Linked DNA regions of Homo sapiens: region 1 is linked to region 2. Evidence: chromatin contacts called from ENCODE Hi-C or POLR2A ChIA-PET data. All regions are on one chromosome and are shown on one strand. The core of a region is the stretch at or near the end of the contact, and the rest is flanking DNA. Distances in the headings are between cores, read along the strand shown. Region 1 overlaps TCEA3 (transcription elongation factor A3). Region 2 overlaps LUZP1 (leucine zipper protein 1).

Region 1 (6,150 bases), core at 2,489-4,988, 280 kb after region 2:
TTCACATGGTGTCTCTTCTCATAGGGACACTAATCCTATTGGATCAGGGCTCCACCCTTATGACCTCATTTAACCTTAATGAAGGCCCTATCCCCAAATACAGTCACAATGGGGTTTGGGATTTCAACATATGAATTTTAGGGGGTCACAAACATTCAGCCCATAATACCATGTTAATAGCAATTATCTCTCTGAGGTGGAATGATAGGAGATTTTCATTTTCTTCGTTTGCTTATGCCTATTTGCTAAATCTTCTATACAGAATTTATCTACTTTTGCGATGTGAGAAACCTTTTTTTTTTTTTTTTGAGAGGGTGTCTCACTCTGTCATCCAGGCTGCCAGGCTGGAGTGCAGTGGCACAATCTTGGCTCACTGTAACCTCCACCTCCCGGATTCAAGTGATTCTCCTGCCTCAGCCTACCTAGAAGCTGGGATTACAGGCATGCACCACCACGCCCAGCTAATTTTTGTATTTTTAGTAGAGATGGGGTTTTGCCATGTTGGCCAGGCTGGTCTTGAACCCCTGACTTCAGGTGATCCACCTGCCTTGGCCTCCCAAAGTGTTGGGATTACAGGCATGAGCTACTGTGCCCGGCCAAAAAAATGCATTCTTGGCAGAAATGATGGAAGTGTAGAAGGCCAAGGTTTGCATGGGCAATGTCAAAGGGCTCAATGCAGCTGGAGCGTGAGGGTGAGGGAGCTTGTAAGAAGGAGAGGGAGTTGGAGAGAAAGGATCTAACCAGACTCTGGGGTTTGTTAAGGATGGTAAAACAAAAGCCACCATTTACCACTGCTCTGCTGTTTATTCTTTTTGGTAACCCTAAAAGTCACAAATTACTGGGCCCATTTTACAGATGATGGAATGGAGCCTTGAAGAAGTGAAGTGTGTCAATCATAGCTCACTGCAATCTCGAACTCCTGGGCTCAAACAATCCTCCTGCCTCAGCCTCCCAAGTAGCTAGGACTGACTACAGGCAGATGCCGCCACACCAGGCTTTTTTTTTTTTTTTGTAGAAATGGGGGTCTCAATATGTTGCTCAGGCTGGACTCAAACTCCTGGCCTCAAGTGATCCATTCGCCTTGGCCTCCCAATGTGCTGAGATTACAGGCATGAGCCACTGTGCCTGGCAAGACTTTGTGATAGTTGCACAACTCCCTCCCTCCCAAGATGTTTTTGCACTATTCTTTAGGGTAGGAGCCAGGAAGTCAGGAAGTCTCTGTCTTCATTCCTCTGCTCTTCTCACCTCCTTTTTCAATAACCCATCAGAATCTGCCAGCCAGCCCCTATATCTCTGTTGAGAAAAAAGTGGACTCATCAGAGTTGAAAAAATTAAGGTCCCCTCCTGGAGTGAAATTAAGACCCACTCGAGGGTCTTACCAAACTGAGCCCTTGTGGAAGCGCCCAGAGAGCTGCTGCATTTCCTCACTCCAGGAGGCACCATTTACATTAGTAGCTTGGTACCTCCTGTAATTATACAGTGCACAGCCTGGGCAGCTGCGCCAGGCAGCCTTGGGGCCTGGATCCACAGCTGCTTCTCATGTTCACTTTCAGGCTGTGGACATGCTACTTCCTTTCAGGAAGAAGAGGATTCTGGACTTCTGACAAAGTCTCTCAGGCCCAGGGAGTTGTGTCTGAGAGTGAGGCTAACTGAGTAGCCCAGGCTTCTCAGGATCAACAACCTGGAGTTACCAGAGAATCCCATCCAACATCCTGCTGGGCACAGCTCAGTGTGGACTCTGCTGGTGACCTCCCTGTCCCCCACCTCTTGCTGTTTGGCCTGACCTTGGATCTCCTCTTTCACCCCAGACCCCTGGACCTTTGGGATTTTTGCATTCTCTAGAGACTTGAGGTTCCTCAAAAGTGCCTCCATGCATACCGGTGAGGTGGGCTGGGGATGGTAAACTCTGTTCTTGTAAGGTTTACATTTTGAATTTCTAAAAATTTTGTCCAAAGGGATTCATTTCCTAGCTTTTATTTATTTTTAATGCAGTTTGAAACTTACTGTCCTAGATTAATCTAGCCTTAATTCTACCCGACCCTGCCTGACAACTGGGTTGCCTGGCAGCATGGTGGAGGGACAGGGAAGCTGAGATCCAAGCAGATTTCTCCTGGAGTCAGATTGCAGCAGGAGGTTTGGGTGAGGAAAGGCTGGACAGGGCGTGAACTCGCGGGGCTGTTGGCATCCAAAACGGATGTTCCTGCCCCCAAGCCTGATCCTGGTCACAGGGTTCCCACCTGAACAGTCACAATAGCCCCAAAACTGGTTTCCCTGTGTCCTCTTCCCCCACTATAATCCATTTGCCAAAGAGCCGCCAGAGGGACTTTTCAAAAATTCACAGCGGATCAAGTCACTCCCCTGCCTCTAACCCTCCAACACAGGGGTTCCCACCCCCTGGGGCCACGGACTGGTACCAGTCTGTGGCCTGTTAGGAACCGGGCCACACATCAGGAGGTGGGCCCTGTTGTGAACTGCGCATGTGAGGGATCTAGGTTGCACGCTCCTTACGAGAATCTAATGCCTGATGATCAGAGGTGGAACAGTTTCGTCTTGAAACCATCCCCTACAAACCCTGGTCCATGGAAAAACCGTCTTCTATGAAACCAGTCCCTGGTGCCAAAAAGGTTGGGGACTGGTGGTGTAACAGCTTCCAATTATTTTTAGCATAAAGTAAAACTCCTGGCCGGGTGCAGTGGCTCATGCCTAAAGTCCCAGCACTTTGGCAGATCGAGGTGGGAGGATCACTTTGGTCAGGAGTTTGAGACCAGCCTGGCCAACATGGCGAAACACTGTCTGTACTAAACATATAAAAATTAGCTGGGTATGGTGGCGCATGCCTGTAATCCCAGCTACTCAAAAGGCTGAGGCACAAGAATCGCTTGAACCCGGGAGGTGGAGGCTGTAGTGAGCTGAGATCATGCCATTGCACATCAGCCTGAGTGACCGAGTGAGACTGTGTTTCCAAAAAAACAAACAAAAACAAAACCAAAAGCTCACCACAGCCTCCCAGCCCCTGCACGTCCTGCCCCTACCCACTTTCTGATGTAATCTCATGCCATGCTCTCCGCATGGTTTACGGAAGGCCTCCACAGCACTGCTTCTTTCTGTTCCTTAAACATACCCATCCCTCCCACTGCCGGGCCTTTGCACAGGCTGGTCTTCCTTCCTGGAATGCTCTTCCTCCTCCAGGTCTCAGCTCGCATGAGGGAGGCCTTCCCTCACCACCTCAGCTGAGGCTGATGGTCCCCGCCCTGTAATTCTCTAGCACATCACCTGATTTCTCGCTTTTACAGCACTTATCCAAGTGTATGATTAGCTTGTTTATGTGTTTATAAACATCGTCTGCCTCCATCTCCAGATTACAGGCTCCAGAGTATTGGGACCCTGTCACGGGTTCACCACTGCATTCCAGCTCCTGTAACAGTGCTCTAGGTGGACACTTGATACATCATTGCTAAATGGATGGATAAATGAATAAATGAATGAATACATGATGAATTGAGGAACTGACCACAGAGAGATGAAAGGCACACCCAGAGGGTCCCCCAGGGCTGAAATGTGGAAAGAGGAAGGTCCTCTTTGGAAGGACAGTGGCCCCACTCTCTGGGCCTAAGAGAGGGATCTCTCTCTCTGGGAGTACGAGAGGGATCTCTCTCAAAGCCAGCCTCTGTCAACTCCCAGGACCCAGGCAACGCCATCTCCTGCAGCTGGGATGGTGTCTCGCTGACCTGTGCGTGCCATTGCACATTCTCAACAGCTATGACTCACCACAGGAAAACTGTCAGGGGAGCCTGCAGCATGCTGCTTTGAAGGAGCCCCAACGAATGACAGTAATAATGGTGGTCGTTTTTGAAACGACTGCACTGAGTTGGTTTACTTATTAAGAACCTAGTCTCTGGAGCCAAACTCCCAGGTTCACAGCCTGAGACCAACACTTTGTAGCTATGTGACCTTGGGTGAGTTCCTTAACCCCTAGGTGCCTCAGTTTTTTTCACACGTAAAATCGGAATAATAATAGTACCCATCTTATGGGGCAGATGAAAGCAACTAAGTGACAAAGTATTAGGCAGTTTACATAGATAACCAGGTTTCATATGAGTATTATTACAAAGTATTATGTATTTATTGAGCATTTACATGGTTTGGGAACAGTGCTGGGTATTTCATTACCTCATTTAATCCTCACAATGACCTTGAAAGGGGTTCATAATTGTCTCCATTTTACAGATCAGTAGACTGAAGCTCAGAGAGCTGAACTGAATTATCCATCCAAGTTACTGCCCCAAGTTATCCATCCAACTAGCAAAGGGTATAGTCAGACCACGAACCTGCCTGTCGCCCTTCCAAATTCTTTTCAACACATCAACTGTGTCTTTAAAAGAGAGGTTTCCAGAGTCCTCCTACCTGAGCAAGACTAGGCTGTTTGGAGCATTTCTTCCCACCTTCCTGGCAGGGCACACCCAGCCCTGGTCCCGCCTCCCCGGTTAGGAGCTGGCTGGCTGGCTGGAATTCGTGTCTGGGCAGCATTTCAGGCAGCCACACTCATTTTGCTTTCAATGCACACGCCTGGGAACTGAGCCAAACTGCAGAGAGGGCATCATCGGCCGGGGTGGGAGGTTGGATTTATCAACAGCTTCCTTCTGCTCCCCGGATGTGCCCGCACCGCACCAGTCCTTAGAAAATCCTCCTGCCCCAGGTCTGAGTAGAGGCATCTGGAGGCCGGGCCCGCTGCTTCTGTGCGCCACCTCGAGGGCATTTCAGTTACTGCATCAGCGAGCATGCTCTGCAAATGGCAAATCATTCTGATAGCCAGGTAAAAGGACAACTGAGAACAGTCAACTTTCTCCCCTGTCAACATGGTATCCTCCGTGGTCTGCTTCCTGGTACTCCAGCTACAGTTCCCAGAGCATCGTGCTCACTCCCACTTCCACACCTTTGGGTGTGCCATTTCTTTCTGCTTGAAATGACTCTCCTGACTCGCCTCCCAAACTCCTCCTATTGACTTTCCATTCTCAGCTCAAATACTTTCTCTTCCACGAAGCCTCCTTTGACTTTTATAGTCATATTGAGACATGCTTCCTATGTTCCCACGGTGTTTTATACCTACCCCTTTCTAAAAACATGCATTTTGGTGTCTGCCTCTGCACTCATGGTTAGCCCTAAGAAGGGAGAGGTGATGAGTTTCAACCTTTGCCTGGCCTTACAGGTCAAAAATGGGTGAGCTACAAATATGTTTTGTCTCCCTATTGTGTCTTAGAAAAATGTGAATATGTTGCTGATACTGAAAACTGGGAGTTTTGGCCAGGCGCGGTGGCTCACACCTGTAATCCCAGCACTTTGGGTGGTTGAGGCAGGAGGATTTCTTGAGCCCAGGAGTTCGAGACCAGCCTGGGCAACAAAGTGAGACTCTGTCTCTACAAAAAAAAAATTTTTTTTAAGTTAGCTGGGTGTGGTGGTGTGCACCTGTGGTCCTAGCTACACGGGAGGCTGGAGCAGGAGGATTGCTTGAGCCCAGGAGGTTGAGGCTGCAGTGAGCCCTGTTTATACCACTGCACTCCAGCCTGGGTGAGATCCTGTCTCAGAAAAGGTGGTGTCGGGGAGTTCCATATGAAAATCTAGGTGTCTGGCTTTTCTTTAAAAAATTGGAAGACATGGCACCCTGGACCTGCATTTCCCCAAAGCAACAATCAGCTGCAGTGGGGTAGTGGCTGCCCCCTTCAGACAGGCACATACTTTCTAGTTTGCCATGATCTCCACTAGTCACCCCGTGTATGCATGTGCTCTTGATCCCCAGAGAATGTTGAATTTGCAAGGAAGTGCTCAATAGATGTGCTTGCCAAATCAATGAATGGATGAAAGAACGGAAGAGAAAAATGAAATAGAGAAGTAAATCATGCAGGAAACAGTCTGGGTAGGAGACAAATTAATGAGATTTGCTGCCTGGCACGGTGGCTCACACCTGTAATACCAGCACTTTGGGGGGCCGAAGAGGGTGGATCACAAGGTCAAGAGATCGAGACCATCCTGGCCAACATGGTAAAACCCCGTCTCTACTAAAAATACAAAAAATTAGGTGGGCATGGTGGCACATGCCTGTAGTCCCAGCTACTTTGGAGGCTGAGGCAGGAGAATCACTTGAATCCGGGAGAT
Region 2 (6,338 bases), core at 1,758-4,257:
GAAGCTGAGGCAGGAGGATCACTCGAGCCCAGGAGTTTGAGACCAGCCTGGGCAACATAGCAAGACCCCATCTCTCCAAAAATAAAACCAGGCCAGGTGCAGTGACTCACGCCTACAATCCCAGCACTTTGGGAGGCTGAGATGGGAGGATCACTTGAGCTCAGGAGATCGAGACCAGCCTGGGCAACATAGTGAGACCTTGTCTCTTAAAACAATTTAAAAATTAGCCAGGTGTGGTGGCGTATGCCTGTAGTCCCAGCTACTCGGGTGGCTGAAGTGGGAGGATCACTTGATCTAGGAGACTGAGGCTGCAGTGAGTGGAGCCACTATACTCCAGCCTGGACAGAGTGAGACACTGTTTCATTGGCCAGGCATGGTGGTATATGCCTGTAGTCCTAGCTACTCAGTAAGCTGAGACGGGAGAATTGCTTGAGCCCACGTGTTCAAGGTTACAGTAAACTATGGTTTCATCACTGCTGGGTGACAGAGCAAGACCCTGCCTCCAAATAAATAAATGAATGAAAGAAAGTTGGCCAAATCAGAAGGTGTAAAAAAGTAAAAGACCACTGGACTGTTAAAAAAAAAAAAGGCAAAGAGAAGAAAAAAGAGAAAAGAAAAGGAAAAGAAAAGAAAAGAAAGAAAAGTTTGCCTGTGTGAAAGTGATAAGGAAAATGTAGAGTTGAGGATCAGTTTTGTTGTTATTTTTGTTTAATGAGGGTACTATCCTAGCACTGTCTGTCACATGTACGAGCTGCAAGTCTTAGGAGGTGCAAGTCACCCAAAGGTTTCGAATCTTTTTACCTTCACACTCAACTCAGAGAATGTGACTTCCCTTGTACTGACTGTTAAGTGCCCAGAGCATCAATCTAGAAGTTTTTTGTTTTACATGCATCTCATCTCCCTTAGGAGAAGTGTATCTCATCTCTTAAAATGGAAGATTAAAATGCCCTTCTATATACTTGGTGGTATCAGAAGAAGAATACTAAGCTGTACCTATTAGAGAGCCTGAGTGAAAAAGGTTTTCTGCTGCTATTTTAATTTGAAGGCATATTTTACAGGGTCACTATTATTTCTACCCCCTGTAACAAGTTTATTTCCATTTTATTGCTTCTAGGGAATTTCCCTTTGTCTCTATTCCACACTCTCTCTCCATCCTGCCTGCTGCCCTGGCAACATGCTATAAGGGAAAACCACACATGGGATTGAAAGTCAGATTATCTGGGTTCTATTCTAATTCAGTCACATATTACTTTAAGTGATTAAACTTCACAACCTCAGTTTCCACAACTGTATATAGAGATTACATCTAAACTTCATGGGACTGTTGTAAGGATTATATAAAAATATACATTAAATGCCTAAGCACATAATGCCTGAACGAAAATATACCCTACACATATTAATTCAATTTTCTTTTCATCACTGTACACATTCTTTTTTTTTTTCCTCTCTCTCTCTCTCTCTCTCTCCCCCCCCCCCCCCCACAATCAGGAAGCCCTGGGGGGGGGGGCGGGGGGGGGGAACACCTTGAGAAAGTAACTTGCCCAGTTACAGCAGAAATAATTTTAAATAAGTACTAAGAGAGGTGGATGGGTGGGGCCAGAGGTATAATAAGGCAGCATCCAAAAGGGCAAGGAAGATGCCCAAGTCAGAATAATCAGGCTCTGTGCCAGTTCTGCCTCCCACCCCTAAGCCCTAAGTTCCTTCTTGTAGCTATAACTATGTCTATCTCCTTCTTTTACTAAGTCACACTTGCCAACATGTCTCACGTCAAAGTCTACATTATTAAAAACAAACAGGAGGCTGGGCACAGTGGCTCACGGCTGTAATCCCAGCGCTTTGGGAGGCCGAGGCGGGCAGATCACGAAGTCAGGAGTTCGAGACCAACCTGGCAAACATGGTGAAACCCTGTCTCTACTAAAAATACAAAAATTAGCCAGGCGTGGTGGCGTACGCCTGTAGTCCCAGCTAATCAGGAGGCTGAGGCAGGAGACTTGCTTGAACCCGGGAGGTGGAGGCTGCAACGAGCTGAGATTGCGCCACTGCACTCCACCCTGGGCGACAGAGCGAGACTCCATCTCAAAAAATAATAATAAATAATAAATAAAAACAAACAGTCATGGTGGCTTGCGCCTGTAATCCCAGCACTGTGGGAGGCCAAAGTGGGTGGATCACTTGAGGTCAGGAGTTCGAGACCAGCCTGATCAACATGGTGCAACCCCATCTCTAAACACAAAAATTAGCTAGGCATGGTGGCACACATCTGTAGTCCCAGCTACTCAGGAGGCTGAGGCAACGAGAATTGCTTGAACCCGGGAGGCGGAGGTTTCAGTGAACTGAGATCACACCACTGCACTTCAGCCTGGGCAAGAGAGCAAGACTCCATCTCAAAAAAAAATTAAAATTAAAATTAAAACTCACTCACATTCACACACCAGGTAGTACAATGGGCAGTAGAATCCTGAGTTCTACTCTTGTCTCTCCAACTTACTAGAATAGTTTCCTCATTTGTAACACAGAAATGACAATGTGTCTTGACTACAAGATTATAAGGACCAAACAGAAGAATGTATGTGAAAGTACTTTGTACACAATAAAACATGGTTATTGTCATAGGTACAGTGGGTCTACCTTTGGCCAGTTTAGGTGTTAGGTTTTACTTTAAAAAGGCCTCAGTTCTACAATACTCTATTTCTGTGATCCAAGGCTGCCTATTTCCAGTTCAAGTCCTCTTCTTCCTGGCAGCTGAAAATTTTATATTGTCATCCTAATTTCACTTGATTCCCTGATTTTTGCAAGGTTCCTCAAATTTCTCTAACCAAATGGGCTCCATGTCTCCAAAATGGTAACTAAAGACCACTAGAACTGATCACCTCTACCTGTCCTTTTGGTTCTAATATTCTAAGATTCTTGGGCCTATGTTCCCAATGCACTTTGTCTGTATCTCTACTTGAGCAATTTTCTTAGTCTACTTTGCATTACAGGTTTATCTGACACCATCTCCTAAAGAAAAAGCCACAGGTAGGTTGTCCTATGTTGTTTTATATTCCCCGTAGCAATTAACGTGGAGCTTCACAAAAGTATTAGTTGAATTGACTTGATGCTAATTTCTCATTTTTTTATACTTACTATCCCTACTACACCATAATTATAGACCACCTTATTCTTTTGTACTGCCATTGGCCTGGTACAGTGTGAAATAAACAGTCAACATTTTTTTTAACGACCTGATGTGACTAGCTCTTTTTTTTTTTTTTTTTTTTTTTTTGAGACAGGGTATCACTCTGTTGCCCAGGCTACGGTGAAGTGGCACAATCACAGCTCACTATAACCTCGAACTCCTGGGCTCGAGCAATCCTCCTGCCTCAGCCTCCTGATTAGCTAGGACATAACTGAAAGTGAAAGCAAGTATGACAACTCAGATCTTAGTTTTAGCTTTAAAAATAACAAGCTATGGGTGTGACCTTAGGCAAACTGCTTCATTTCTCCAGGCCTCATTAAGATATCTCTTACAACTTTTAAACAAAGTCTGGAGAGGATGTTGAGAGGAATCAAGTAAGAATAAGCCCTTCTGAAAAACCCTAGGTTTATCTCTAGTATAGCACTTATCATTCTGTATTATAATTGTCTACTTGTTACTCTCCTGTACCAAACCCCGAGCTCCTGAAAGGCCAGAATTATGTATTTCATCTCTGAATCCAAGCATGTGCATAGAACGTGGCACACAGTAACAGTTCAGTAAATGTTCAATGGCCAAACTACTGAAAATTATAAGTGCCTATACTTACGAAGACTCTTATGTATAAATGGACTTATATAAACTTATAAGAAAGAATAATTCATCTCCCTCATGTACAACCCTTTCAAATAACATTAAATAAAAGTATTTTTCTTATTATCACCAGCTCAAGTCCAGGTTTTGTTTTTTGTTGGTAGTTTTTTTTTTTTTTAAAGACAGAGTCGTGCTCTGTCACCGAAGCTGGAGTGCGGTGGAGCAATCGTGGCTTCCTGCAGTCTCAACCCCCTGGACTCAAGCAAATCCTCCCCGCTCAGCTCCCAGAGTAGCTGGGACTACAGGGATGTGTCACCACAACAAGCTAAGTTTTGTAAGTTTTGTAGAGATGGGGTTTCACCATGTTGCCCAGGCTGGTCTCAAACTCCAGAGCTCGAGCAATTCACCCACCTCAGCCTCCCAAAATGCTGGAATTATAGACATGAGACACGGCACCAGCCTAGGAAGTCCAATTATTGAATGCCCAGAATCATCTGAAATTCAGGATCCCTAGAAGATATCCTGACAAGGGCCTCAGAAGTGCATGCCTCCTACGCTCTAAATAATATACCTCCTAATAAATAAATAAACATATATATATGGAGACAGGTCTCTCTGTCACCCAGGCAGGAGTGCAATGGTGCAATCATGGCTTAATGCAGCCTTAAGCTCCTGGGCTCAAGAGACCCTCCCACCTCAGCCTCCCAAGTATCTGTGCACCAAAATGCCCAGCTAATTTTTTTTATTTTTATTTTTTTGTAGAGACAGGGTCTTGCTATGTTGCCCAGGCTGGTCTTGAACTCCTGGCCTCAAACGATCCTCTTCTCTCGACCTCCCAAAGTGCTAGGATTACAGGCATGAGCCACTACGCCTGACAATAATACCTAATGCTTATACATTATTTCATAGTTCAAAGCACTTTCACATCCATACTCTCAATCCTTAATAATGACCCCATAAGGATATTATCAAATTCATTTTATATGTTGAAGAAATTGAGGCTCATATTTTAAATACTTTGCTAACCTAAGGCAAGCTGATATCAACTAAAGGAGGGCTTTCATATTTAGCCTCTCTTGCTTCAGTGCCCAAAAGAGGCAGAAACAAGAACACCACCATCTCCACTCCCCTGGCCTCTACAAACGAGGTGGATCAGACCACTATCTGCTATTGCTTTACTGAGCTGACTACCTCTTAAGTTTTTCTCGTCTCCATAAAAATCAGTTACCCAGAGTATTTTATTATGTCTTAAGCAAAAAATAAGACCAGCCCAGGGAGAAAAATCCCCAAGATTACAAACAACCACATTTATAAGCTGCTGGCTTATATCTTTATAAACAAAGCTAAAAAAATAAGGGGAAAACCTGCTCCAATGGGGAGCTGTAAACCCTACTGACCAAACAGCCCCTTGGCACTTAGGTAGGTAGTTATATACAGCTAATTTAGTCTGTAATAGTTTTTGTACTTCTTCAATAATTTGTACTGCCTATTGTTTTCTCCATACCATTCTAAATGCCTCAAGAGCAGAGATCACATCTTCTAGTTAATTTACATCTGTTCCTGTACAATGACCATATAGTACCCAAACCAAAATTGGTTTTTCTGGCCTAGAAATTTATATAAAGTCTTATCCAAATTTAAAAATTAAAATACATAGGCTAGGCACAGTGGTTCATGCCTGTAATCCCAGCACTTGGGAGACCAAGACAGAAGGATCACTTGAGGCCAGGAGTTCAAGACTAGCCTGGGCAACATAGTAAGACCTTGTCTCTATAAAAAATAAAACAAAATTAGTCAGGCGTAGTGGCACACACCTGTGGTCCCAGCTACTTGGGAGGCTGAAGTGGGAGGATAGCTTAAGCCCCAGAGGTCAAGGCTGCAGTGAGCCGAGATCAAGTCACTGCACTCCAGATGACAGAGCAAGACCCTGCCTCAAACATTAAAAAGTAGTCTGGGCATGGTGGCTCACGCCTGTAATCTCAGCACTTTGGGAGGCCAAGGCAGGTGGATCACCTGAGGTCAGGAGTTTGAGACCAGCCTGGCCAACATGGTGAAACCCCCCCTCTACTAAAAATACAAAAATTAACTGGGTGTGGTGGCGCACGCCTGTAATCTCAGTTACTCAGGAGGCTGAGGCAGGAGAATTGCTTGAACCCAGGAGGCAAAGGTTGCAGTGAGCTGAGATCATACCACTGCACTCCAGCCTGGGTGACAGAGCAAGAGTCTGTCTTAAAAATAAATAAATTAATTAATTAATTAATTAATTTTAAAAAGACTTTAAGTAATTGACATTCTTCAACTGAGTAACATTTATAAAATCAACAGTTTCTAATAAAGAAACACCAAAAGACACTTAACACCTACAATGGTGCCAGGCATACATTTGAGTGGGCACTCAATAAAGTTGTGCTGAATGAATGATAACTGAGAGCTTAAAATCCATTAAAAACCACTTAAGGCAGAATAAAATATCCAGGACAAGAGCCAAAAGAAATGACTAGAGACTGTCAAGTTAATTGGAAAAATAAGATTCTAAGGTAGTTCCACTCAAAGTCATACTTAGGGT

What was found. A loop is a pair of places that touch in the nucleus more often than their neighbours do. ChIA-PET counts read pairs that join two places held with the same protein, here RNA polymerase II (POLR2A). Pooled maps may share reads with other maps.
Region 1: a loop to region 2 is called in a pooled map, with 2.0 times the contacts of the local background. The contact joins two enhancer-like sites. A Hi-C loop is called at or near these places in 1 of 168 maps with a recorded cell type or tissue (MCF 10A) and 5 of 50 pooled maps. POLR2A ChIA-PET finds 5 or more read pairs at or near these places in 4 of 52 experiments (CD4-positive, alpha-beta T cell, PC-3, PC-9 and 1 more).

What each region holds. Positions count from the first base shown.
Region 1 is chr1:23,399,378-23,405,527 of GRCh38, forward strand. The region is part of intron 5 of TCEA3 (transcription elongation factor A3); the gene reads right to left. Among named protein-coding and RNA genes, the nearest start is that of TCEA3, 22 kb to the right of the region's middle. RefSeq lists an enhancer at 4,653-4,702. Within about 2 kb of position 3,739, at least 31 of the 41 ENCODE cell types and tissues checked have a DNase peak (open chromatin) inside an H3K27ac peak, as active enhancers do.
Region 2 is chr1:23,116,009-23,122,346 of GRCh38, forward strand. All of the region lies in intron 1 of LUZP1 (leucine zipper protein 1), which reads right to left. Among named protein-coding and RNA genes, the nearest start is that of LUZP1, 50 kb to the right of the region's middle. Within about 2 kb of position 3,008, at least 3 of the 41 ENCODE cell types and tissues checked have a DNase peak (open chromatin) inside an H3K27ac peak, as active enhancers do.